2 separate regions of the Homo sapiens genome follow, and region 2 is linked to region 1. A link is an interaction called in ENCODE POLR2A ChIA-PET data of the cell type or tissue named here. Cell type or tissue: MCF 10A. All regions are shown on one strand. Each heading gives the region's core, and the rest is flanking DNA. Links, peaks and the distances in the headings are about the cores only.

What was found. ChIA-PET counts read pairs that join two places held together with the same protein. Peaks named below come from ENCODE experiments on the same cell type or tissue, not always from the same donor. Only the 100,000 strongest peaks of a DNase experiment are listed, where the experiment ranks them.
Region 2: POLR2A ChIA-PET joins it to region 1 with 5 read pairs; 9 of 35 experiments call an interaction of 5 or more read pairs at or near these places.

The regions. Positions count from the first base shown.
Region 1 is chr1:205,745,539-205,753,510 of GRCh38, reverse strand. It overlaps NUCKS1 (nuclear casein kinase and cyclin dependent kinase substrate 1), which reads left to right and starts at 3,329. Exons shown (of 7, transcript NM_022731.5): 1 at 3,329-3,554. The coding sequence starts at 3,538. RefSeq lists an enhancer at 2,886-3,135 and a silencer at 3,556-4,155. In MCF 10A, for the core only: no CTCF peak of the experiment used is centred there; DNase peaks (open chromatin) are centred at 3,210, 3,960, 4,520 and 4,960.
Region 2 is chr1:205,595,046-205,600,397 of GRCh38, reverse strand. SLC60A1 (solute carrier family 60 member 1) reads right to left here. Exons shown (of 10, transcript NM_181644.5): 8 at 2,548-2,618; 9 at 1,147-1,267. It also overlaps the pseudogene RNU6-418P. Among named protein-coding and RNA genes, the nearest start is that of SLC60A1-AS1, 28 kb to the right of the region's middle. RefSeq lists an enhancer at 1-433. In MCF 10A, for the core only: no CTCF peak of the experiment used is centred there; no DNase peak of the experiment used is centred there.

The DNA.
Region 1 (7,972 bases), core at 1,164-6,163:
TAATGATGTTTACTAAAATAATAACAATTTGGCCTAATAAAAGAGCCTCCACCAAAGCCACTTGGTGATCACTCTGCCACCCAAGTTTCTGCCCTGGCATTCTGACAATAGTGGGGATGGTAATACACTTAGTCAAAACATATATGGAGCCGGGCGCGGTGGCTCACGCCTGTAATCCCAGCACTTTGGGAGGCTGAGGTGGGTGGATCACTTGAGGTCAGGAGTTCGAGACCAGCCTGGCAAACATAGTGAAACCCCGTCTCTACTAAAAATACAAAAAGCCAGGTGTGGTGGCGCATGCCTGTAATCCCAGCTACTCTGAGGCTAAGGCAGGAGAATTGCTTGAACCCGGGAGGTAGAGGCTGCAGTGAGCCAGACCAGGTGACAGGGCTAGACTCTATCTAAAAAAAAAAAAAAGGCTGGGCGTGGTGGCTCATGCCTGTAATCCCAGCACTTTGGGAGGCCGAGGCGGGTGGATCACCTGAGGTCAGGAGTTTGAGACCAGCCTGGCCAACGTAATGAAACTCCGTCTGTACTAAAAATACAAAAATTAGCCAGGCGTGGTGGCGGGCATCTGTAGTCTCAGCTACTTGGGAGGCTGAGGCAGGAGAATGGCGTGAACCTGGGAGGCGGAGTTTGCAGTGAGCAGAGATCGCACCACTGCACTCCAGCCTGGGCAACAGAGCGAGACTCCGTTTCAAAAAAAAAAAAAAAAACCGTATATGGACACTCATTAGGATGGCTATTGTAAAAAACTTACTGTTGGCAAGGACATGGGGAAATTGGAACACTTGCACATTGCTGGTAGGAGTGTAAAATGATACAGCTGATGGAGAATCCATACGGCAATTCTTCAAAAAATTAAACAGAATAGCTGTATGATCTAGCAATTCCATTTCTGGGTATATATCCAGAAAGGAAAGCAGGTACTCAAACATATTTGTACTCCCACTTGCCCAGCAACATCATTCACAATAGCCATAAGGTGGAAGCAACCCAAGTGTCCATTGATGGATGAGTGGATAAACAAAATGTGGCATATACATACAGTGGAATATTATTTGGCCTTTAAGAGAAAGGAAATTTTGACACTTGCTACAACATGGATAAACCTGGATGCCATTATGCTAAGTGAAATAAGCCAGTCACAAAAGGACAAATACTGTATGATTACACTAACATGAGATTCCTAGAGCAGTCAGGTTCATACAGACAGAAAGTAAAATGGTGGTTGCCAGCGGCTATGGGGAAGGGGGAAAGTGGGGAGTTAGTGTTTAATGGGCACAGAGTTTCAGTTTGGGAAAATGAGAAAGTTCTGGTGTTGAATCGTGGTGATGGTTGCATAACAATGTGAATGTACTTAACGCCACTTAACTGTACACTTAGAGACAGTTAAAGTGGTACATTTATGTTATGTATTTTTTTTTTAACCACAATTTAAAAAAATTGCGGGGGACGGGTGCGGTGGCTCACTCCTGTAATGCCAGCACTTTGGGAGGCCAAGGCAGGCAGATCACTTGAGGTCAAGAGTTCAAGACCAGCCTGGCCAACATGGTGAAACCCCATCTCCACAATAAAATACCAAAATTAGCTGGGCATGGTGGAGCACGCCTGTAATCCCAGCTACTTGGGAGGCTGAGGCAGGAGAATCGCTTGAACCCGGGTGGTGGAAGTTTCAGTGTGCAGAGATCGTGCCACTGCAATCCAGCCTGGGGAGCATAGTGAGTGAGACTCCGTCTCGAAAAAATAAAAATTAAAAATAAAAATAAGAGGGACAGAGGGTGGAATGACATGGAAGAGACAAAAGATATTAATTTGTTTAATGCTTCACTGGTGGACTGTGCTATTCTCTTCTTTTTGGGAAGCCAGATTTTACAAAGGGAGACTTTCAGGAGGCAGATGTGGTGTGTTTTTTGTTGTTGTTGTTTGGAAAGTGTATCTTCAATTGGTTGTTAACTGACTGCTCATTGGAGACTTCTGCCAGATGCGCCCAGATCATTAGTCCGTTTGAATCATCACGTCTTCCAGGCCCCACCCTACTCTCTGATAGGCCCCACCTTCACCGTGGGGTCCTGTTAGTCAAGATGCTCTGAGAGCGCACAGCCACCAAACAAAAATGATCGCTTTGACTGTGACAGGGATTGACGTCTATTTTCGATAGCAGACTCAGCCTTAGCCATTCACATAGGAATCCTGAGCTCTGCCTTTGAGAGTATTAGGCATCCAACAAATGCTCACGGATTTAAGTGAAATGATGTGCGTTACTTTCAGTTATATGACTTCGAAGAGTCTTTGTTTTGTTTTTCAAAGTGCAAGGGTAAATCAATAGAATTCATAGGGTCTTGAGCCAGCTCCACCCATCTCTACCCAGGGACGGAATCATCTTTTAAAACTTGGATTTAACACTTACGTAGCACTTACTGTGAGCCAGAGACTATCCTAAAGACTTTTGATAGATATATCAACTCATTTAATACTAATAAGCCTATGCAGTTAGGTACCCTTGTTTCCCATTTTACAGATGAGAAAACTGAGGCACAGAGAAGGAAAGTTATACCACCATTAAGTAGTGGACCTGGGATTCCACCTGAAATACCTTGTGGCCCCTGAGCTCATGCTCTTAGTTATTGTACACCTGACTCTTTTCTTAAAATAGTAATGCACCAGACTGGGACTTTAATGACCCTGAAGTGGATCTCAAGGTCCAGAATGGAGAATGGTAATTGGGGGTGAAGATATTCCTTGATTATGATCCTGCCTCTCTACTCCAGCAGCCTCATTTGGTCCCTGAGGGTTAATGCCGAAGCCAGGGTAAGGGGCTTGTAGGTTTAAGGTCAAATTTTTTGAACCTAAGGAATTTCCCTCCAATTCTGTAGCAGCCCCGCAGTGACGAATCTGCTGCCTCTCCCACGGGTTTTGCTATTAGAGGATTTTCAAGGTGATCAAGGCAGACGAGATGAAACACCATTAAACTAACACTGAGCAACGCTGAACCCTACATAAATCTTTTTTTCTAGTCTTTCTAAGATACGACCCCAGACGAATCTGCAACTCTGGAGTGGAAACCAGGGGGCGGGCTAAGCAGCGACCATTTTTGTTTTGCGGCCGTGCGCTCTCAGAGCATCTTGACTAACAGGACCCCCACGGTGAAGGTGGAGCCTATCAGAGAGCAGGGCGGGGCCTGGAAGACGTGATGATTCAAACGGACTAATGATCTGGGCGCATCTGGCAGAAGTCTCCAATGAGCAGGCGTGTTGGGGAGGAGCGCACAAACCCTAGTGGGTTTGGTTGCACGGCGGCTTTGGCGCATTTTCGGCTGGTTTGATTCATCCATTTTGAAGAGACGGGGGAGCGGGGGGCTCGTCTGTTCCAGGAGCCCTGAACCAAAGAGCAGCGGAGTTTGAGAAGCCAGCAGCTCGGGGTTCGGCAGCAGCGGTCCCATCGGCTGAAGTTCGGGGGGGGTGGGGCGCCGAGCGCGCGGGGTGGGGGGGGTCCTGGTCTTTGGCTTCTCGACTCGGTCCTGTTTCGACAGCGAACATGTCGCGGCCTGTCAGGTCAGTGCGGAGTCTGAGGCCTGGAGCGGGTTGGAGGGGGATGGGGGCGAGTGGTGAAAAGAGTGGGGGACAGAAGGCTAGAGTCCGCCATCCCCGGTGCCGCGCGCGGCCTCCTCCCTTTCGGGGCCCGCGCGCACCCTTGAGCGTGGGGGGCCCTGCTGGCGCGCGGGGGTGGTGGCTGCGCGCCCGTGCGCGCGCCCCTCCCCGCCCCGCGCCGCTGCAGGGCTCCGGTCTGCTCAGCTGCCTCCCCCACCCACCGCACTAGAGCGGGCGGGGTGTCCCTGAGCCGCCAGCGGCCGGAGGGGGAGGGGTGTGAAGTCAGCGCCCCCAAGAGGCCCCACCTCCTCGGGGCCGTCCCCTTGGAGCCAGCGCGGGGAGGCGGGCGGACTCGAGCTCCACTCCCCACCTTCAGCGAGGAGGGGCGGAGGCACCCGTATTGCCCCTTCCCCCAGCGACTGGCGCGGGGGTGGGGGCCCTGAGCCCTCTCTGTAGCGGACGGGGGTGTTCCTGGCAAAGGGGGAGGGGCAGCACTGCCAACCGGCCCCGCCTCTGTCCTTCGGGGTCGCTGCAGGCCCCGCCTCCCGGATCGGGCCGAGCGTGGGCGGGACCCGTTTTTTTCCCCCCGGGCAAAAGTGAGAGTTCGGGACTGGATCCTGGAAAATAATGGGCTGCTGCCTCTCTCCCCACCTCAGAGTTTTGAGAGAGTTAACCCCAAAGTTCGCTCTTTCTCTCCGACTAGAAATGTCCTTCCTCGGGGAAATGTCCGTACTCAGGGAGGTGCGGGTTAACAGCACGGCCCAAATCCCGTGTGGTTCTCGTTCCACTCTCACCCGCGTACGCGTCTCGGGATATTTTTGTAACCCTCTTGTCCCCGAGTGACTTTAGTAATAAAAGGGCTAGGTTCGGGTAACCATCAGACTTCATTCTCGGAATTTCAACAAGTTTGCTATTCCCCCAGCTGTCGGTGGAATCGTCCTATGCCATTCTCCAGGCTATTGTATGGAATGTGCCATTTATGGAGGGGTGTGGTTTAGTCCAATCTGTTGAGGCCTTAAAAAGGAGAGCTGTTGCAAATAAATATTTTTAATGTAAGGAATTGGCTTCTTTGCATAGTGTGTTTTCTAAATAAATAGATAAAGGCTTAGTTTTTAAATGTTTTAACAGTCGTTGCTTCCCCTTCATTCCAAGTTGTGTGGGAAACGGAAGTACCTTTAATTAGAGTTCTAAAGAGAGGTTTGGGACCCTGGCAAGGGTTTTGTTCTACACCGTTCTGTCTCCAGACTAGATCATCCTCCAACTGGTGGTGGTATGAGACTGCGTACTCCTACACACGGGGTGGGAATGAGGAGAAAGCTGCTGTTAGCTCTGTTTCAATCAGCATCTGTGGTAACTCACGATCTCTACTCTGAAAGTTATGCTGGCCTTTTGGCAAGGAGTCTGGATAGCTCTTTCAGAGTATAGTTTGCGTAATTTTTTTGGCATAAAACTTGACCAATGTATCCATCAACTCACGTAGAATATTTTCTTTAGGATCAGGTAAAATAATAAAATAAAGATTTATTTTACCTGGATTGGATCTTTTGTCTTCTGGAAGTAATTACTGTGTGGTCAAATTAGGTCAAATTAGGAAAAATAATTCCTCTACCTTTTAAATTTTAGTTCACTAAGTTTTGATGACTTTATTTTATTGTGGTGACGTTCTTATCTCATCTGCCTGAATTTGTTTTCCCAGATTTAGGTATTGGAACATGAACAGAACATTTTTACTGGAAAACTTGGATTTTTTATGTTACCATGTGGGGATATATATATTAAGCACATTCTATCAGTTTTTTGGAGGCATTGGGACTTCTGCACAACTTTTTTATTACTCAGTATGTTGTTTAAACTAATTTTGACCTTGTTTATTTCCCCTAATTGAAGAGTGAAGTTAATATGTTGTGGGCTGTTTTTTTTTTTCTTTGCCATTTTCAAATTATTAATTTCAGAGCAAGTTGGTTACGGAGTATATTTTAGTCATAAATTCTTTGTAATTATTTTTTAAAAGAAGTCTTTATTCATGACCAATAATAAAGCAGAAATAATTAAACTTGAGTTTGGTGGTTTGTTAAATTTTGCAATAAAAAAGTCCTGACTTAGGGAAATGATGTTGTTTCAAAGTATAATTGAAGAATCTATATTCCCTTAGTGCATTTAACATCAACGAAAAAAGTGATAGACATTGACCTGATTTCAGAATCATCAGCCTTGTTTTAAAAACAAAAAAGCACAAGTTGGAAAATATTGTCACTGTGTCGTCTTTTGGGGTATTTCTGCCCTTAGGCCTGTGTATAATTTTGCAGTTTTTCTGGTTCTCATTGTACCATAAATATCCATTTTTATTTTAATATGAACCTAAACATTTTAAGAGCATTTGGAAATGTACCTATGGCACCTTAGCATCAATTTCCAAATGAAGGGTGGTATGGTGGACCTATTGGCTACTGCATGGTTTTGCAAAGACCTGTGTCTAGCACGTTATGTTTAACTTTGTTCATACAAGATTGCTGTCTTTACCCTTTGCAGTGGCCGACTGTTAAATGAGAGCTCAAATATTTTAGGCCTTGGATTCAAATTAATAGCTTAAAATTAGCCTTGGAGCTAGGAAGAGGTTTAGGCAAACTCACTTTATTAAACCTAGTTTAATGGGGACCTGGATAAGTGAGGTGCCTTGCATCACGAACTAGCAGGTGCAAATGTTGGGCTGAGAACCTAGATTTCCCAATTCCCAATTCCCAATTCTGGTCCCCACCCGCATGATCGCTGTACCTTCTGCCCGATCAATATTAATGTTATTAGTGCTGATTAAAGAACATAGTATGTAACATTTTTAACTTTTTTAAGTGCTTTCATGAGTCAACTTTGTGAGGAAGGAAGGAAAATGCCATTACTTGTAAGAGGTGAGAAAGAAAGCTCAGATTTACTGACTTGCCCAAACTAGAAACCAGATTTCTTGAAATTCAGCTGTTACACTCTCCAGAGATCCTCCTCCCTTATTGAAAGTGATCCAGGTTGCTCAAACCAATCTTTTTGCTTCTCCTTGTAACCTAAGTGTGCTTGATACCTTTTGTTTAACACTTGAGATTGTAAGGAACCTTACCATTGAAAATTTAGATGTGAAAACATAAGCTCTTACAAGTTGTTATAGAATTTATTTTATTGTTTGTCATGTTTATAAGTAGTGTTGAGAATTAACGGCTTTCCCAGGATTCCAGTTTGCTTTCTTTTCAAAGAGAATTGTTTGGGCCATGCCTGGATTCTAAAAATATTCTCTCCCCCAAAACAATTGGTTTCAAGAAGTCCTCAGCTAAAGAGAAAAACTAGAAACTTGAAAATTCAAGGTAGTTCAAAATGTGTTACCAAATGTGCACATGAAGACACAAGTTTAATATGGTTGTAGATGAGACTGGCTCATTCTCTTATTCTCTAGTGTGTGTGTGTGTGTGTGTGTGTGTGTGTGTGTGAGAGAGAGAGAGAGAGAAGTGAGTTTATTAACCTTGGATCTATACTTTTTAAAATTACCTGTCAGTTTCCTCTAAAAAGACATAATTCCTTCAAAGACATGCCATCAAAGATACATAATTTACAATGCCTGAATAATGGGGGAGTTATTTATTTATTTGAGATGGGATTTCCCTCTTGTTGCCCAGGCGGGAGTGCAATGGTGCAATCTCGGCTCATTGCAACCTCCACCTCCCGGGTTCAAGTGATTCTCCTGCCTCAGCCTCAGAGTAGCTGGAATTACAGGTGCCCACTACCACACCCAGCTAACTTTTGTATTTTTAGTAGGGACAGGGTTTCACCATGTTGGCCAGGCTGGTCTCGAACTCTTGACCTCAGGCGATCCACCCACTTCAGCCTCCCAAAGTGCTGGGATTACAGGCGTGAACTACCGCGCCCGGCCGGAAAGTTACTTTTATAAGAAAAGTATTCACTTTTGCTCAACATACATGTAATTAATTACCTGAAAATTACAGTGTTTAAAATTTTCATTTTAAATGTTTAAAATGTTTTCATTTTCAACAAACATTGAGAAAAAATGCAGTCAGGAACTGTGCTAGAGGTTTTCACTTTGTTTTATCCTTATTACAACCCTGTAACAAGTATTTTTCTTTATCACCATGTAACATGACAAAACAAGCTTAAAGAATATGTTACAGTTACAGAGCTATGATAGCAGAGCTAAGGTTTGAGCTCAGATCTGAATACAAAACTAGCATTTTTTTTCCATGGTACTAATCTTTCTTGCCTAGTATTCAGTGTGAAGATGGTCAGGTTTTTTTTAATATCTCCTCAATGGTGAATACATTCCATACACATTGATTTTTAGCTGTTTAAAACATTTTAGGAAAAACAGCCAAAATGTTTAACTTAGCGTT
Region 2 (5,352 bases), core at 279-5,278, 150 kb after region 1:
GAAAAACAAAACAGGTAGCATGTTTCAGCAGCTCTGATGAGTTGCAGTGATGATTCATTCTGAGAGCTTACCCAGGCTGTTTGTTTCTCTGCCATTCTGTGGCTCTAGAGGGAGCAAAGTGAAAAGTCAGACCCCCTAGTTCTGGCGAACAGTTGGTGGAGGCAGTTTCCTGAGACTGCTGTCTAGGGCTTGGGGAATGTGTCTGTCTCCCATGAATAAGGAGCCCATTAAGTGTTATTCATTTAATGTTCAGCAAATATTAATTGAATGTAGGTCTTAAATGAAACTCCTGTGTGTGTGCAACCAGTACTGCTGTCTCAGAAGTGAGGCTATAGTTAGTGCTGTTTTGGGGGCCACCTTTCCTTCTGGGCCTTTGTACTGAGCGTTTAGAGCGTAGATATGTTCACCCACTGAGAGCGGATGGTGAATGCCTGTTCCTTTAGTCTTTTTGTGATGATTTTGCTTTTTATAGGGAGGACAGAGTCTCCGCCTGGGCACCTTCTCTTAAGAACTGGCTTTGCACACAGCCGATGCAGTCCCTGGGCACTTTGAAAGCAGTGGGCAAAAGGGCAGGTAAGGGCTCAGGGTTATGAAAATTGCTTTGGGACTCCCCCTGCCTGGGGTCTCTAGAAGGGAGACTATTCTTAGGAGGTGTCTGTGCCCTGAAGGAGACTTTCTTTGCTACTTGGCCTGAAGGACTTCTTTTTGAAAAAAAGATTTGGACTAGAATCAAAATCCTGAACTGCAAAGAGATGGCCAATTAGGCCGTTGGGCTGAGTTCCAGCCAAGGAGTCGGGCTCTGCCTTTCAGTTCCCTGAACAGGCTGGAAAGAGATTCTTGGCTCATGGTCCCATGACATGGTGGGATGCAGGAAGCCAAGTTCACAATCCATACCCCTCTGCTAATGGAGAAACCATGAGTCAGCCGACCCAGCTCTCGCCTATCTTAAGAGTCCAGCGCAGACAATCGTATGGAAAGCAGGAAGAGAGGAAAAGGAAGCTGTAGAAAAATAAACATTTCCTTGCATTTTACTTGGAACAGAGCAGCGTTTCTGGCACGTTAAGATCCATAGCATCTCCTGCTCCCCCGCTCCCCGACCCCGGCTCTGTTTTCCTCCTCTTGTGTAGAAACAGATACTTTCCTTACCTGATGGGAGTCCAGGGTGCATCCTGTGGAAAAACAGGAGCAAGATATAGAAGGTAAAAGCCAGACAACCAAAGATCACGCCACAGACCAGGAAACTATAGCTGCCCTGAGCCTGGAATATCTGCCAAAGGGGAAAACACAGAGAGACAGACAATTAAAACTTCACGTGGAAGGTGTATCGGAGGAAGCAGCCTTCTCCATCCTTGGCTGGTTTTTCAGCTAAGTTGAGGCCCGTCACACCAAGAGATGGAATCACGGGGAGGAGGGAGGCCTTGGCCTTGTTTCAAGTTGATGTGTCTGGAGAAGGCCGAAGTCCTGCTCTAAGGCAGGGACTGGACCTGGTGACCCCCTGCAGTCCCTTGCAGCTCTGTGTTCTGGAACCTTCTGACGATCTCTATCATCACTGAAGCTCCAGTCATACTAGGTGTTTCTATACCCATAAGCCCTAACCAGAACTTTGCAGAGGATATATTGTTTTACTCTTTTATTATGAGAATTTAAAACATGTTAAAGTAGTATATGGAGCTCCAATGAACCCAACACTCAACTTTAGCAGTCAGCACCGGTTTCATTGGTGGCCTTGCACTTCTTTTCTGCACTAGGTTACACTAAAGCAAGTCCCAGATGTCACATCATTTCAATGAGGAGGGTATGGTGAGATGCAGCTCTTCCCCTCCCTCCAGCAGGGCAAAAGAGGAGGAAAGGAGAATGGAGTCACAATGAGGGAGATTTTGGAGGCCGGAAGATCTAGATGTGAGGTCCTCTCTGTCAGTTTCTGGAAGTGTGACTGACCTAGGGTAAGTTGCTAAATTCATCTGAGTTTCCGTGTCCTCTGTTGTAAAAAGGGGAATAATATCTACATTATAGTATTCAATAAAAAGTAGATGTTAGGTTGTTTTTTTTTTTTTCCTGGTGAATAAATGAAACATGGGTGGATTTGAATAGAACTGGAAGAGTTGGCCCTCTCGGTCAGGGCAGGAGTTGAGCAGGAAGCTGGGCCCTCTGCAGGGTGGCCAGAGGCTGTGAGAGGTGGGGTAGGGAGTGGTGGGTTCCGAAGGGATGGAAAAAGAACTCTGACTGCAGTTCCAACCCATCTCAGGCTCTGAGAGCTAAACAGCATTCCCACGGGCCCCCTCTGGCCCTGCTCCCAGACATGGCTTGTGTTTGCTTTGGACTTTTCCATGCATCCGTTTACATCTCCAGATCCCACATATGGAGGCTCAGCTCTCAGGGCTGGCTTGGAAACGGAAACAGGTAACAACGGCACAGGGGGCCCTGCTGGCTTTGCTGGAGACTCAGGAAAGGGACAGTTTGAGTTCAGAAGGTGGCTATCTGCATCTTCTCACCTGTCAGAGGAGTGCTCCCCAAATGCTCCCCTCTCCCTTACAGGTCCCCACATACCGAACCAACCAGCATCTGCAGCACCATCTCGCCAACTCCTGCCCCTGTCACCAGCACTGTGGTTGCACAGCCTAACAAAAAGAGAAGGTTTGGTTTGGTAAAAGCAAGTTAAGGAGACAGAAGCCAGCATTACAATCCAGGTTGCTGGCCAGGCACAGTGGCATATGCATTTCGGAAGGCACATCCCAGTACTTTAGGAGTCAGAAGTGGGAGGATCTCTTGAGGCCAGGAGTTCAAGACCAGTCTGGGCAATATCACAAGACTTGGTCTCTACAAAAAGTAAAATTTAAAAAAATTAACTGGGCATGGTGGTGTGCACCTGTAGTCCCAGCTACTTGGGAGGCTAAGGTAGGAGGGTCCCTCGAGCCCATGAATTGGAGGCTGCAGTGAGCCATGATCGCACCACTGCACTCCAGCCTGGGTGACAGAGTGAGACCCTGTCAAAAAACGAAAAAAAAAAAAAAAAAAAAAAAAAAACAACCTAGGTTGCTTCTGGGAAACCTCTGGAAGATGGCCTGGCAGAAAGGACTACTTTGGATTTCTCAGACATGAGCCTGTAACTTTGCTTTGGGAATGCCTAGGTCTTACTGTCATTTTGTCCTTTCCTTGTTCTGAAACCTTTAATTGCTCATCAATATCTCAGGGTAAATCCCATCTTGCTTAGCCCTGGCATTCAGCGCCATTCCCATTCTGACTGCTACCTACCTTTCCAGAAAGATTTCCTGATATCCTGAGGCTAGCCCTCTGGTGCAGGCAGACTAGTGTCTTCGCTGTCCTGGCATTGCACTGACCAGCCACACGCCCTGATGAGTCTGGCAGTGTGGTGCACACCTTCAGAGCCCAAGCTTCAGAGTCAGACTTGGGTTCCAAGCCCAGGTTGTCACCTACTGGCCATGTGACCTTAGACAAGTTCTCTAACCTCTCTAGGCCTTGGTTGCCTTCTCTGTAAGATGAGCATCACACCTCCTTCACAGACTTACCGTGTGGGTAACTCTGATGTAAGACATGCCAAGAGCCTGGCATAGGACTGGCACACAGTAAACTCAAAACCAGCCCAACTCTCTGCGCAAGCCCCTCAGCACTGCCTTCAGGATGAAGGCCAAGGACTTTCAAGTGGTTTGCAGAGCCCTTTAGACTCTGCCCCTGCTAATGGCTCAGGCTTCTCTCTCCCCCTCCACCCTCCGTAACTCTCACCTCCAGGCTTCAGCACACATCTTCACTCCCCACTGAACATTCATCCTCCTCCTCTTTTCTGGTAAACTATCATTCATCTTTTTTTTTTTTTTTTTTTTTTTTTTTTTTTTTTGAGACAGAGTCTTGCTCTGTCGCCCAGGCTGGAGTACAGTGCCTCAGCCTCCCAAGAAGCTGGGATTATAGGCATGCCCCACCACACCTGGCTAATTTTTGTATTTTTAGTAGAGATGGGGTTCCACCATGTTGGCCAGCTGGTTCCCATTGATCTTTTAGGTCCTAGTTTAGACTTCCATCAGTAATGTTCCTCTCTGGTCCCCATGCCTGGATGGGTTGCTTCTCTGTGCTGTGATATCACTCTGCACCTGCTCTCACCACACTGTCTGTTGACCAGCTAGCCCTCCCCACTAGGCTGGAAGCCCAGGAGAGGATGGCCATGCCTTGTCTTATAGATCACTGGCAAAAACCAGTGCCTGTTAGTAGCACAGCAGCTAACACATAGTAGACACTATTTTTTTTTAATAAAATGGTTGTCATCATTGTCTACTCTGGACTTCACATTCCTTCTAGCTCGTTCAGTCTCACTTATGTTCAGACTTGTCTCTGTGCCTTTGCTCTCATTCTGTTCACTGCCCCACCCTACCCAGGAAGGCCTTTCCATTTTCCTCTCTGCTTTTCTAGATTCTGGTCCAGCTCACATCCCATCCCCTCTATGAAGCTACTTTTATTTAAATCAACACTGCCCCCTCACTCCCTTCCCTGAATTCCAGCAGCACCCATCTGTCTGTTCCACTCATTTGTTTAAAAAACTGAGGACCACTGGGTTCTATGCTAACCACTGAGGATGCTCAGGTGAATACTAAGAGTTAACAAGACACTGAGTGCCTGTGAGTCAGCTTTGATGCTAAGTCAAAAGCTTTACATTTTTTCTGATGCACAAAACAATCCTAAAAGGCAGGTATTTGCATCCCCATTTTACAGATGAGAAAATTGAGGCTCAGAGAGGGGAAGGAAGTGAAACTGCACAAGGTCATAAAGCCAGTAACTCTGGAGGCAGGACTGCCAGGTGTGCTATTGCCTGCACAGCCCGTGCTCTTACCCTTGTCCCTTGGTAGGGTCATGTTGTCTAGGAGAAGCAGATAACCTAGGTACAAAAGTCTTGAGATGGGTCAAACATGAGAGACAGGGGCAACGTCAAAGGGCACAAAGGGGAGGCACACCTTTCCAGTGGGGATCAGAGGAGCTTCCTGGAGAGGGACACTTCCTGGAGTTAGGTCTGGAAGGAAGAGCAGGAAGATAAAGGGGCGAGATGGAGCAGGGAGGATGTTCCAGGCAGAGGGTTCACCACGTGCCAAAGTAGGGAGGTACAGAACAGTTTTTGTGCCATCAGGGAATAGCATGTAATTCGTGGCTAGGATGCAGGTTTGCAGGGGAAGCAGGGAGAGAGAAGTCTGGAGAGAAAGATGCCCCATAGGTAGATCTGGAGGTTGTGATCAGCTCTGTTTTCTGGTTTTTTTGGGGGAACACTTCACACATTTGCATGTCATCCTTGGACAGGGGCCATGCTCATCATCTCTGTGTTGGTCCAATTATAGTACATGTGCTGCTGAAGTA